Linked DNA regions of Mus musculus: region 1 is linked to region 2. The links are chromatin loops, found by intact Hi-C in ENCODE. Cell type or tissue: gastrocnemius. All regions are shown on one strand. Each heading gives the region's core, and the rest is flanking DNA. Links, peaks and the distances in the headings are about the cores only.

Region 1 (5,381 bases), core at 155-5,154, 320 kb before region 2:
ATTTCTTGTTTCGGTTTGGTTTGGTTTGGTTTGGTTTGGTTTGGTTTGGTTTGGTTTGGTTTGGTTTGGTTTGGGGTTGAGTTTTTGGGGTGGGTTTTGGGGGTATGTGGCGCGCGCACGTGTGTGTGTGTGTGTGTGTGTGTGTGTGTGTGTGTGTGTGTGTTGTTTTGTTTGAGACAGAGTCTCATGTAGACCAGGCTGGCTTTAAACTTTCTCTGTACCTAAGGAAGATCTTAAACTTCTGATTCTTTGGCCACCATCTCCCAAGTACCAGGACTGGGGACATGAACACTGAGGTGACACTGATACTCTTGGTCAAGGTATCTGAGGCTCATGGGTCACAGGGATCCATCACTGTCTGCAGAGCTGAAATTTACTTACGGGATGAAAAGCGTAGGAACTGATAAACTTTATATGACCAGAAGGCACTGACATAAACTTTATGTGACCAGAAGGCACTGACGTTTCTAAGAGAGGACTGATAAACATCAAAACAAGCACCAACCCAGACACACAACAGTGATGCCCCAGAACAAGAGAAGAAAGGTCAGACAGCCAGAAAGAAGGAGGTCGAGAAGCAGTTCTTCTTCAAGTAGAGAGGTGAATGCCTGTGATATCAGCACTCTGAAAACAGACACCCTTTGGAAGAGGAAAGAATGACACTAAACAGTAGCCCAGAGTTCACAGCTCCCTTGTCACCTGGCTCCCTCTGGAGTCATCCAGAAAGCTTTCCAAAAGTACCAGAAATTGAGTCCCAGCCACAGCATAAGTCAGAATCTCTGCAGCTGAGCCCTGACAGTGGGATTGTTTTTTAAGGGTCTTACATGATTTGTATGCACAATTAGAGCAGAAATTTACAGACAGACAGGTCTAAAGAAACCCTGTTTGTTAGAGATGCTGTAAGGGACAATCTATTGGAGGTGGGGCCTTTCCATCTTAGAATTTAATAAATAACTGGTCCTCACCTCCTTGCTGTCCGTCAGCTGCATTTGTTGCTGTGGATCCAGAATCGAGCATGCTCACTTCCATGCTGTCCCCTTGTGTCATTTGCTAGCTGTAGATCATGATTATGGTCTTCCATCAATCTGAGCTCAGCCAGCCTTCCCCACTAGAGCAGCAAACAAGCCTCTTCTCAGGTCACCTTCACTTTGCCTCTCAGAGGTCTCGTGCTAAGAGGAAGCCCAAAGGGCCTTTGTTTTCTGCATAGCTGCCAAATCTGTGTGTCACTTCTTTTCCGTGATATCAAGATGTGGGTTTAGATCCAGGTATGGTAGGCAGTTCATGCCCATAATCTCAGCAGGCAGAGACAGGAAAAGCACTATGAGTTTGAAGCCAGCGTAAGTCACAGTTTCAGGTCAGCCTGGACTATGGGACGAGACTCTGGCTCAAAAACAAGAACCAACAGAGAGACTATTGAAGGAAGAGGAGAGAGAGGAGGAGAAGAAAAGGAGGAGGAGGAGGAGAATAAAGTTGCATAAAGACACATAGTGCTGCTACCTTTTCTGTTCGTACAGGGATCAGTACAATACAAAACAAACGAACAAACAAAAACAAAAACAAAAAAACAAAACCTCCAGATAGTCTTATCTTTACCCCCAACCCATAAATCTCACACCCAGGCAAGCATCATTTGCAATTTCCAATTCCATGAAATTCTTTAGGGTAACCCCCTCAACAAAAATTTTAGTTGAAAAAATCATCCCTGCTTGCCTTTTTCTTTTCCCTACATTGCTTAGCCCAGCCTAGCTCTCTATAGGTGGTTCTTCCACATCTGCCTCCTGAGTGCATGTTTCACACACTGCACAAACCCGCAGATTTAACAGCCACAGATGAGGTCATTAAAGCTATGGAATCTTCCGTGGACTTCCCCCACTTCTTGATTCCCGCAAACATTTCATCTCTCCCACACAGCACGTCAGACCCTAGCTAAGTTTCTGCAGCTGTGCCCAAAGAGACTCTGTGACTATAGACTCCCATTAGTGGCACAGAAAACCCACTAATTAATTAAATTAAATTAATTAAAGCCTAAGATTCATAGGACAGTGGTAGTAATAAAGCACTATCAATCCCCGCTCTTTGTAAAAGACAGAGTTACTAACAAGCTCACTATACAAAGGTTTCTGTAGCCAATTCATCTAAGTTGTTTTCAGCCTGAGTTGTTTTCAGGAGACAGTGAAAGAAGTAGAAGTAACTCTGCAATTCCTTCTTGGTGCTGGCACAGGCCTGAGGGCCACTAGGTGGCAATAGCGACCTAAAAACAAGCCCAATGCTCCTAGAGCCCAAACTGATAGAGTGAACTACCATGTAGCTGTCCAGCCTGGCTCACAGCCATAGCACAGGGTCCAATTAATTCACCCTCTTGATTGGCTATAGCCTCACTGTGATAGTAGTGAACTGAGGAAGGGGGCGCTATGCTATGCTTTGATTGCGGATAGGGTTCGTAGTGTAGCCCAGGCTGTCAAGGAAATTATCAGATAGCTCAGGCTGACCTCAAATTCAACTTAACCTTCCTTCCTTGCATCACTCCACTGGGATTACATGAGTAATCATATTTTAAAGACTGTTAACATATTTGCATGCCTCATGAAGGCACTGAAAACTAGGAAGCCCAACCATATACCCTTCTTTTAAATGTACACACAGAGTCCATATACTTCTATGTATAATATTCAAATATTTCCTCACATTGTTTCCTTTTTCTGTCCACTCTTCATTCTTGAAGGAAGAAGAGCAATGTCACCTTCTTCCTTAGTTACTCCAAGCAACAATGCTGGTCTGTCCAGTGACCACCCACAGTACATAGAGCCTCTACCGCATAGCTTCTTCTTCTCTTCCTATTCTATTCTTACGTATTGACTCCTTTTAAGTTCTATAGAGGAAAGCAAAGTGATCCCCTGCTTGTTTGAGCGTACACAGAGGTACCTAACACAGTGTCTTCCTCTTGATTTTACTTCTTCCAACTCAAAAAACTACACCATTGTCATTTTAATGTGAACAAATGATGGTTTGAAGGGACAAACATCTTATAGGCAATCACTAAAGGAACATATTTTATTAGTATAAATGTATGAAGATGTAAGCTAGCAATATCACTGTCTCATAGAAATGCCAAAGGGTTGATTACTTGGCCTTGTCTAAGTCCCAAAGTCAGACAGCTTAGGGACATAATCCCCCATCTTTAACAAGCTTTGTTGTCCTCAGTGGCAGGTCCACCACAGGCCCCCAAATGACAGTGTGCTGGTAGTGTCCTAAAATAATGGCTCAAGCCCAGTGCGAGCTAGATTTGTATCGGGTAAACAGAAACTTAAACTCAGCATTCCTCGGAAACCTCATAATGTGGGTTTCCGAGCACCAGGACCGTCACCACTTTCTCTCTTTATTCTCAGCCAGCAACTGCCATGGGCAAACTGCCAGCGGACCCAAACACCCAATCATCACTAACAGCTTTGATCCCTGCATCAGCTCAGAGACCCCCACCCTTCTGACTCCCATATAAAATTTGGTCATTTCCCCTCCAAGCTACCGCTCCCTACTCTCAGCTCAGCTAGGTAGTTTGTTCCCAACAAACTGTTTTTCTATCCAGCGAGTGGTCTAGTTCAGGGATTTTGCAGTGCTTGCTTACAGTGAACTTATCAGTTCACTGTAAAAATAAGCAAATATTAATAATGTGACCTAACTCAGGGAGATTTGCATTTGCCTTTTTAATAGTAAAAGAATCTACCATGATATCTATTCCCTTGAAAAAAATGTTCTAAATTCAGTGTTGGGACTCAGAACATGATATCCCCAAAGCATGGTGCTTTGACGTGCTGAATGGCCCCAGAAACAAGGTTTCCCTGACTTTCTCCTATCTCTTTGTCCTGCCTGACTTTCTTCGTACTAAGCAATTTATGGAGATCAGAAATAAGGGGCTGGGGCTCTAGTTCACATGGCAGAGTGTTTGCCCAGCATTCATGAAGCCTATCACTTGAGTACTAGTGACGTAGAGCCAGCATGATTAGGAAGGGGTTCAACATCAAACACAACTACATAGTTCAATTGGCAGCCATGCTTGGGAGGATGAGACAGAGATATAGAGATACAGACAGAGACAGAAAGACAGACAGGCAGAAATACACAGAGAGACAGAGAGAGATGGAGTGACAGAGAGAGACAGAGACAGAGACAGAGAGAGACAGAGAGAGACAGAGGGAAACAGAGACATGGAGACAAAGAGACAAAGAGATAGAGAGATAGAAACAGTGTAAAATCCAGAAACCCATCTTTCTTGAAATATGCCATTCCAGAGAGCCTTGCCCCATAGTAGAAAGAAGGGAACCTGACCTATTGAGCTTCACTCCTTAGCCTTTTGCCATTAAGTTACAGTTTATTTTTATTAAGTCAAATTTGTACATAGCTCTTTATTCTTCACCAAATCTGAGCACAAACATTCTTTCCCATAGGTCTTTGTCTCTGAAGGCCCCCATGTCATGTAAAATGTGGATTAAATTGTTATGTTTCTCCTGTTACCCTACCTTTTGTTATTGGGGGTATCCATTGTACCCTTGATGATTATTGAGGAACCTTCCTGCTCCCACAATAATAAGCTCTTAGCTACAGCATCCCTCCTTTTCCAGCAATATCATTTATCAAGGGGGTTACTCATAGTCAGCAATAAATAGAAAAATCTAGAAATAGAAAATGAATGTTTCAAATTATACACCAGTCTGAGTAACATAATAGAATTCTGTGCCACCCCCCATCTGTCCTTATCATGATAAGGATCACCTCTCTGACCAGCATATCCATGCTGTATATCTCACCTACCCATTAGCAGCTCAGTGGCCACCTTGATTTTCAGACTGGTCAACTGGTATACCAAAGTTACTCTTTTTTCTCTTTGATGACAATAAACAACTTGTAGGAAGACACTTTGAGACAATACAAGTACCCCATTCCCTGGTTAGGAATGAATGGATCTAAACTATTTAAAAATTTTCCTAAGAGGTCTGCTTAATTCACTGGCTAAGACTGCCCTAACAATTGGTATCAATGCAGGCAGTTTAAACAAGAGCAATTTATTTCTTCTTGGTCCGAGGTCATAGTGGGATGGGTTTGGTTTCTCCTGAGGCCTCTCTCTTTGGAGTGCAGATCTTTTCTCTATTTCCTCACACGGTCTTTCCTCGGTATATCTAATTTCTTTCTTCTACAACCAGGCAGCCTGGGCAAGGACTCACCCTGAGGGCTTCATTTTTCAACATCTTTAGCACCGTCTTTCAATGCTGCTATCTTCAAACACAGCCACAATACTGGTGGCAGGCAGGGTGAAGGCTTCGATTTACAGATTTGAGGAGCACGGCACAATTGACTTCTTTTTATTTATTTTGAAGAGCTATTGTGAG
Region 2 (5,381 bases), core at 160-5,159:
CCTCCCTGTGCCTCAGCCACGCTGGCCCCCTTTAGGACAGCTGGGTTGTTTCGGTTTTTTTTTTTTTTTAAACCAACTGGTCCCTAGGCTGGAAAGCTCTCAGTGACTAATAGTTAGGTCTGCAGACTTCCCTTATCATTCAGTCTCAGCTGACAGCTCAGTGACCAGCATCAAGTCTTACCTTAGCTCTGCATAATATAAATAATCATATCAGAGGCAACATTCATTTATTGATTTGATTATCTCTCTCCTATGGTAAGATAAAATCAAAATAGTAGGGATCTTAGAGCCAAAAGAAGCTACTTGTGGAAGATGGTATATAATTTTTAAAAAATGTATTAGACATTGTGGCAAGATAAATTCATTGTGTGCGCATGAATTTATCTATTATTTATTTTTTGTTTGTATAAGAAATGAGTAAGAAGATAACAAGGAAAACAATTCAAGTTGGAAATAGAAAATCTATAACTCTTTAGGGTGAAAAAGCCTAAGTTTTTCCACCTCCAATCTGAAGTGTGCCAGTTCCTTTGCTGGGAGGACCCTATGGTCACTTTATCATAGCAGGACACCAATTTGCCCCACAGAGCTCTAGAGAAACATAAGCAGACTCGGGACAGAGGGCTAAATGCTTTGGAAGGGGGCTTTGGTAGAAGGTGCTCCAGGGAAACTCCACACAGTGTGGAGGGCAAATCAGGAAATGTTCCCCGAAGGGGGATACTTCATAGGAAGGATGTGGACTTGGGGTACACACATCTAGAGAGCTGAGGGGAAAGGTGCATCATTAAATGCAGGAAGAGTTGAGAGAGGAGACAAGAACAGGAATGTGGAGGGCTTATTGCCATAGTTAGGAAACTGAAAAGAAAAGACTCACTAGAGAAGACAGAGATTGGAGGTGGGGCAGGAGAGATGGAGGGAGGGGGATTAACAAAATTAAACAATATCAGGAAGTCTCATTAAGGATTATGAATTTTATTCTGAGAGAAAGAGTGAGAAAAGGATAAGATAATTGCAGTATATCACATAATCCGCATCAAAGAAATGTCACTGCAGCATGACAAGAGGGGACAAAGTGGTCATCACACCAAACAATGGCGGTGGTCAGAATTCTGGTAACAATGAGTGGAGAAAGAGCAAGGGAAATACTACGATCATACTCTTAAATAACCATTAGGGGCAACTAACACTATAATATACAACACAACAGAGTGCCCTCGAAACACCCACGGCAAGACAGGTAGTCACAGAAGTGAGCAAGTCTGTCAGGAAGTGGTCACATCCAAGCTAATTCCCGGGAGTGTGGTAAGACCTCCAGATGAGGGAAAGGAATTCTGAGCTCTAGAAAGGCTTCCAAACACCAGCTGGATCCCTGTGCCAATATTTAAAGAATAATCTGCATGTTTAAAATGTATGTCTATTCTTAGGGCAGAAACTGAAAAACAACCACCTCTAACTTTAACACTGCAATCCCATGGCAATCTATTCCATCAATCCTCGTCAACACTGAGTTATGAAGTCTGCGGTCTTACTTCTCACCAGCGTTCATCTCCCTACAAAAGCTGCTGCTGCTGCTGACAGGACAGCTACAGAGAGATGATAATGCTCCAACTGAGACACACTATGCAAAATTTAAAATGATCAAATGCAGCAAGATAAAGGAATATAATTCTAGTGTTTTAAAATAAAAATGAAGCCAACAATAAAGTGTGTTTTAGGACAAAGGATTTTAGAAGATAATATTAACTACACAATGCACTGCAGCAAGTGGTCGTTGCAGATGGACCTCCCTACAGTCTTCATAGACCACCAGCTCCGTGGCTGGTGAGCAAGCGAAAAGACCAATGAAATGGCAGAATTAAAGATGGGTCTGGCAGGGGCAACACTGATACCAGGGTTTGACATTGTCAGTTCTAGATATAAACTAAAATCGTCTAGTTAATGACTTTACATTGCCAAGATTTTATTCTATACATACAGTGTATGGTTTAAGATTTGAATTATGATCAACTACTTAAATGTCAAAAATCAAAAAGAAATGTTAAAACTCCAGGCAAGATATAAATGGGAAAAGCTATAAGGAGAACTTGGATAGGACTTGTTTTAAAGAGCAAAGGGAACCCCACATGATAATCTGCACTGAAGGTGCCCAGCCACTGGTTCTGTTGTCACCTCCCTCTCACTTAGTAACAGATGGTAGCAGTCTGAACCACTTACCTTACAACTATAAGAATGGCTATAAGAATCGAACAGATAGGATCTGCTATCATCAACCCAAAATTTTGCATCATGATGGCAGAGGCAATTACACCAATACTTCCCAGTGTATCGGCTAGAATGTGTAAAAATACACCTAGAAAGAAAGCATAGGAGAGATTAGAATACTCAAGTGGGAATATTTCTCAGGACTATACTTAAAATATCTTACATATCAAGGAAAAAAAATCAGTCAGGAGAAGTACAGTAGTAACTGTGTAGCAGAATATTTATAAACTGACATAACTGTTTTCATACTGACCAGTTTAAACATCTAACTGGTAAATTATGCTCAATCTTAACAGAACAGTGAAAGTGAAGGAGTTAAAAAAAAAGAAAAAGAAAGTGAAGGAGTAGAGAAAATTAGTTTTAAATGCTGTCTGTGAACATTCACTCTTACTTTAAAAAAGGTTAAATAATTTGTTCTGGAAAGAAAAGAGCATCAGGTTTTAAAAAAAAAAGATGAAGAAAGCAATTTAATTTTGAATACATGAACACATAGAGCCCTCTGCTGGTGATTTAAAATACTGCTTAAGGAATAAAATTTTATATGAACCCTAACTCGACTTAACCTGACATTAATTATCCAAAACATGCCACTACCTAAATTTGTTATTATCCTCAAATACACCAAGCAAAAAAGCAGTTACCTGACTAGGACAAGAAAATACATGTTGAACCTTTGAAATTAAGTACTAAGTAGGACATAGTAGACTATTAAGGACTATATAGGACTATTAAGATTCATAAGTGATATTGGCCTGGAAAACCATAAAAATCTCAAGAAAGAAATTATATATGCAACTCTTTTTGAAACTACCTAAGACAGTAACTCACTCAATATGTAGATCTTTAATAAATAAAATTTATCACACAGCAAAGCAATCTATAAACATAGGTACCAATAAAAACAAAAACAAAGAAAAGCCATAAACCACCGGCCTTCAGCACAGCTGCCCTGCAGGGCACTGGTTAAGATGGCAGACATGCGACCAGCTTAGAAATTCACGTCACATTCCCTGAACGATCAAAGGTAAATGTGTGCCAATTAAAACTGAAGGAAACTTTGTAGCAGCTTAAAATTTGAGCACTACTGAGTCACAGTAAATCTTAACGTTTGCTGGGAAAAGACACTTCCCCTGCCACCGTGTGACTTAGAGCAGGGCGCAGCAAAGGGCACTCGGGCCTTTCACTCTGTGCAGACCACTCTGCAGATCTTTACATTTGTGTGTGGATGTGTGTGTAAATGTATGTGCATCCCACAGCACATGTGCAGAGGGCATTGGCTTACTCCTTCTACCACGTGGAGCCTGAAGACTGAACCCAGGCTGTCAGGTTTGGCTGCATGTGTCCTTATACAGGTACCTCACCAGCCCTGAGTTGTTCTGTAACAAATGGTATTCATTTGGGCAGATAAAAATGAAATGTGTATTTCCACTGGTAAATACTTGTAAATAACCAACTTCTCTATTGTACTTTAAATACCAAAGAATAATATATATATATACATATATATGTATCAAAAACACTTTGGTTTCAAAAACTAAAAAAAAATGAAAAAGATGGATATAAATCAATACAATTGAAATCCCTACATTACAAACTCCTAAATGTAATAACATAGTTTTAAGTTTCTATATTCTCCAATTAGTGTTTTGGTACGAACAGAAATAAAAATGAAAAAAAAATGGTGAAAATAATCTGTTATTCATTTTTCTGATGCTGGAAAGTCCCTGCCTCCATGTAATCCTAACCAGAAAGTGGGTCTCATTAGCACACATCATTACTCTTTTATAGTAACTATTCATGAAGAAAAATCTCTGAGGAAATACATAAAGTCTGTTTAAGTCACATAAGATCGAGACCCTCCAACATTGCAACACACCAATGGTCTAACGTATCTAAAACCTGGCTCACTAAGCTGAAGATGCGCCAACAACTGAAAGCCACATTAGCTGGAGGGGCTCATGTGCTGAGTGTCCGAAGAGCTCTTGGGTAGCAGAGCTTTTACATCAGGCAGTCACAGCTGCCCAGCAGCTTCCTCCAGGCCCTCTTGAGACCAACAAACTCATGTAGTTCAGAAATAGGAATAAAAGGGTACATCGAGCTTTTCTTCCTGCCATTTATGATGATTTTTCATAACTAAATACAAATTATTATCAAAGCCAATGATAGCACTTCATACGGCTATGTCAAAAATGTACAAAGACGCTTTTAAAAGCAATGCCATATATTTTGAAAATGGAAACCTGGTGACAGAAGGCAGCCTAAGCCTTCAGTATAGTGATCTCTTCAGTAATGGAGAAACACAAGAAGCAAGAACTCAACCCAGAAGCAGTAGAACAAAACACATGCAGGAGAGGCTAGATCTGGAGCCACTGAGAAAACCAGACCAACGTCGGCTTTAAAAAGCTAGGAGCAGGGAGGTTAGAACTTAAAAGCTTTGACAATACAGTCTAGGGGAAACTGTGAAAGACTGGGTTATAACCCAGAGGAAAGTACCAGAGTTCAGAGACAGAGTTTTCTCTAGCTGCTGTCACTTACGGAACACTAAGCTCCTGTTTAGGTATCAGTAATTGATGCTTTCACAGATGAGAAAGGTCTCACTGGACTTCATTCTTAGCTCTACAATTTAAGAACATATTGAACGTTACTCTTGGAAAAACTGTCATAATCTAAGGAAGCAGACAGGCTACCCTGAACTCACGACTGTAATAATCCAGGGAAGCAGACAGGCTACCCTGAACTCATGACTGTAATAATCCAGGGAAGCGAACACGCTACCTTGGACTCACGATAGTCAGGCCAGTACTTACCTTCAGCCGGGGTTGTCAATTTCTTGTATTTTTAAAATTAAATCTGAGAAAATAGACAAGTGGCAAAATATCGCTAATATACCTAACACAAAGTATAAGTGTGCATGTGTGAGTGAGTGTATGTGCGCGCACGCATTTATTAGGAAGGATAACACTTACAATACTGTTACCATCTACAGATATTTCCTTAAAAGAGAACTCCAGGCAACTTTACCATGAAGCCAGCTTCATGAAATTAAGAAAGCCACAACTGCTTGTCATACCTTGTAAAATCTGTCTGCTGGGTCCTGCCGTTGCTTTGAAGGATGGGCCATC

What was found. Hi-C counts contacts between places; a loop is a spot of excess contacts. Peaks named below come from ENCODE experiments on the same cell type or tissue, not always from the same donor. Only the 100,000 strongest peaks of a DNase experiment are listed, where the experiment ranks them.
Region 1: it touches region 2 in a loop (8-fold over the local background); 28 of 42 quality-filtered maps call a loop at or near these places.

The regions. Positions count from the first base shown.
Region 1 is chr3:115,658,978-115,664,358 of GRCm38, forward strand. No RefSeq gene overlaps it. Among named protein-coding and RNA genes, the nearest start is that of Gm40124, 20 kb to the left of the region's middle. In gastrocnemius, for the core only: a CTCF peak has its summit at 2,220 (motif pointing right); DNase peaks (open chromatin) are centred at 2,290 and 3,390; H3K27ac peaks cover 223 bases.
Region 2 is chr3:115,976,433-115,981,813 of GRCm38, forward strand. It overlaps Slc30a7 (solute carrier family 30 (zinc transporter), member 7), which reads right to left. Exons shown (of 11, transcript NM_023214.7): 7 at 5,330-5,380; 8 at 2,212-2,347. It overlaps Mir669n (microRNA 669n), which reads left to right and starts at 3,470; the gene lies at 3,470-3,523. In gastrocnemius, for the core only: a CTCF peak has its summit at 2,762 (motif pointing left); no DNase peak of the experiment used is centred there.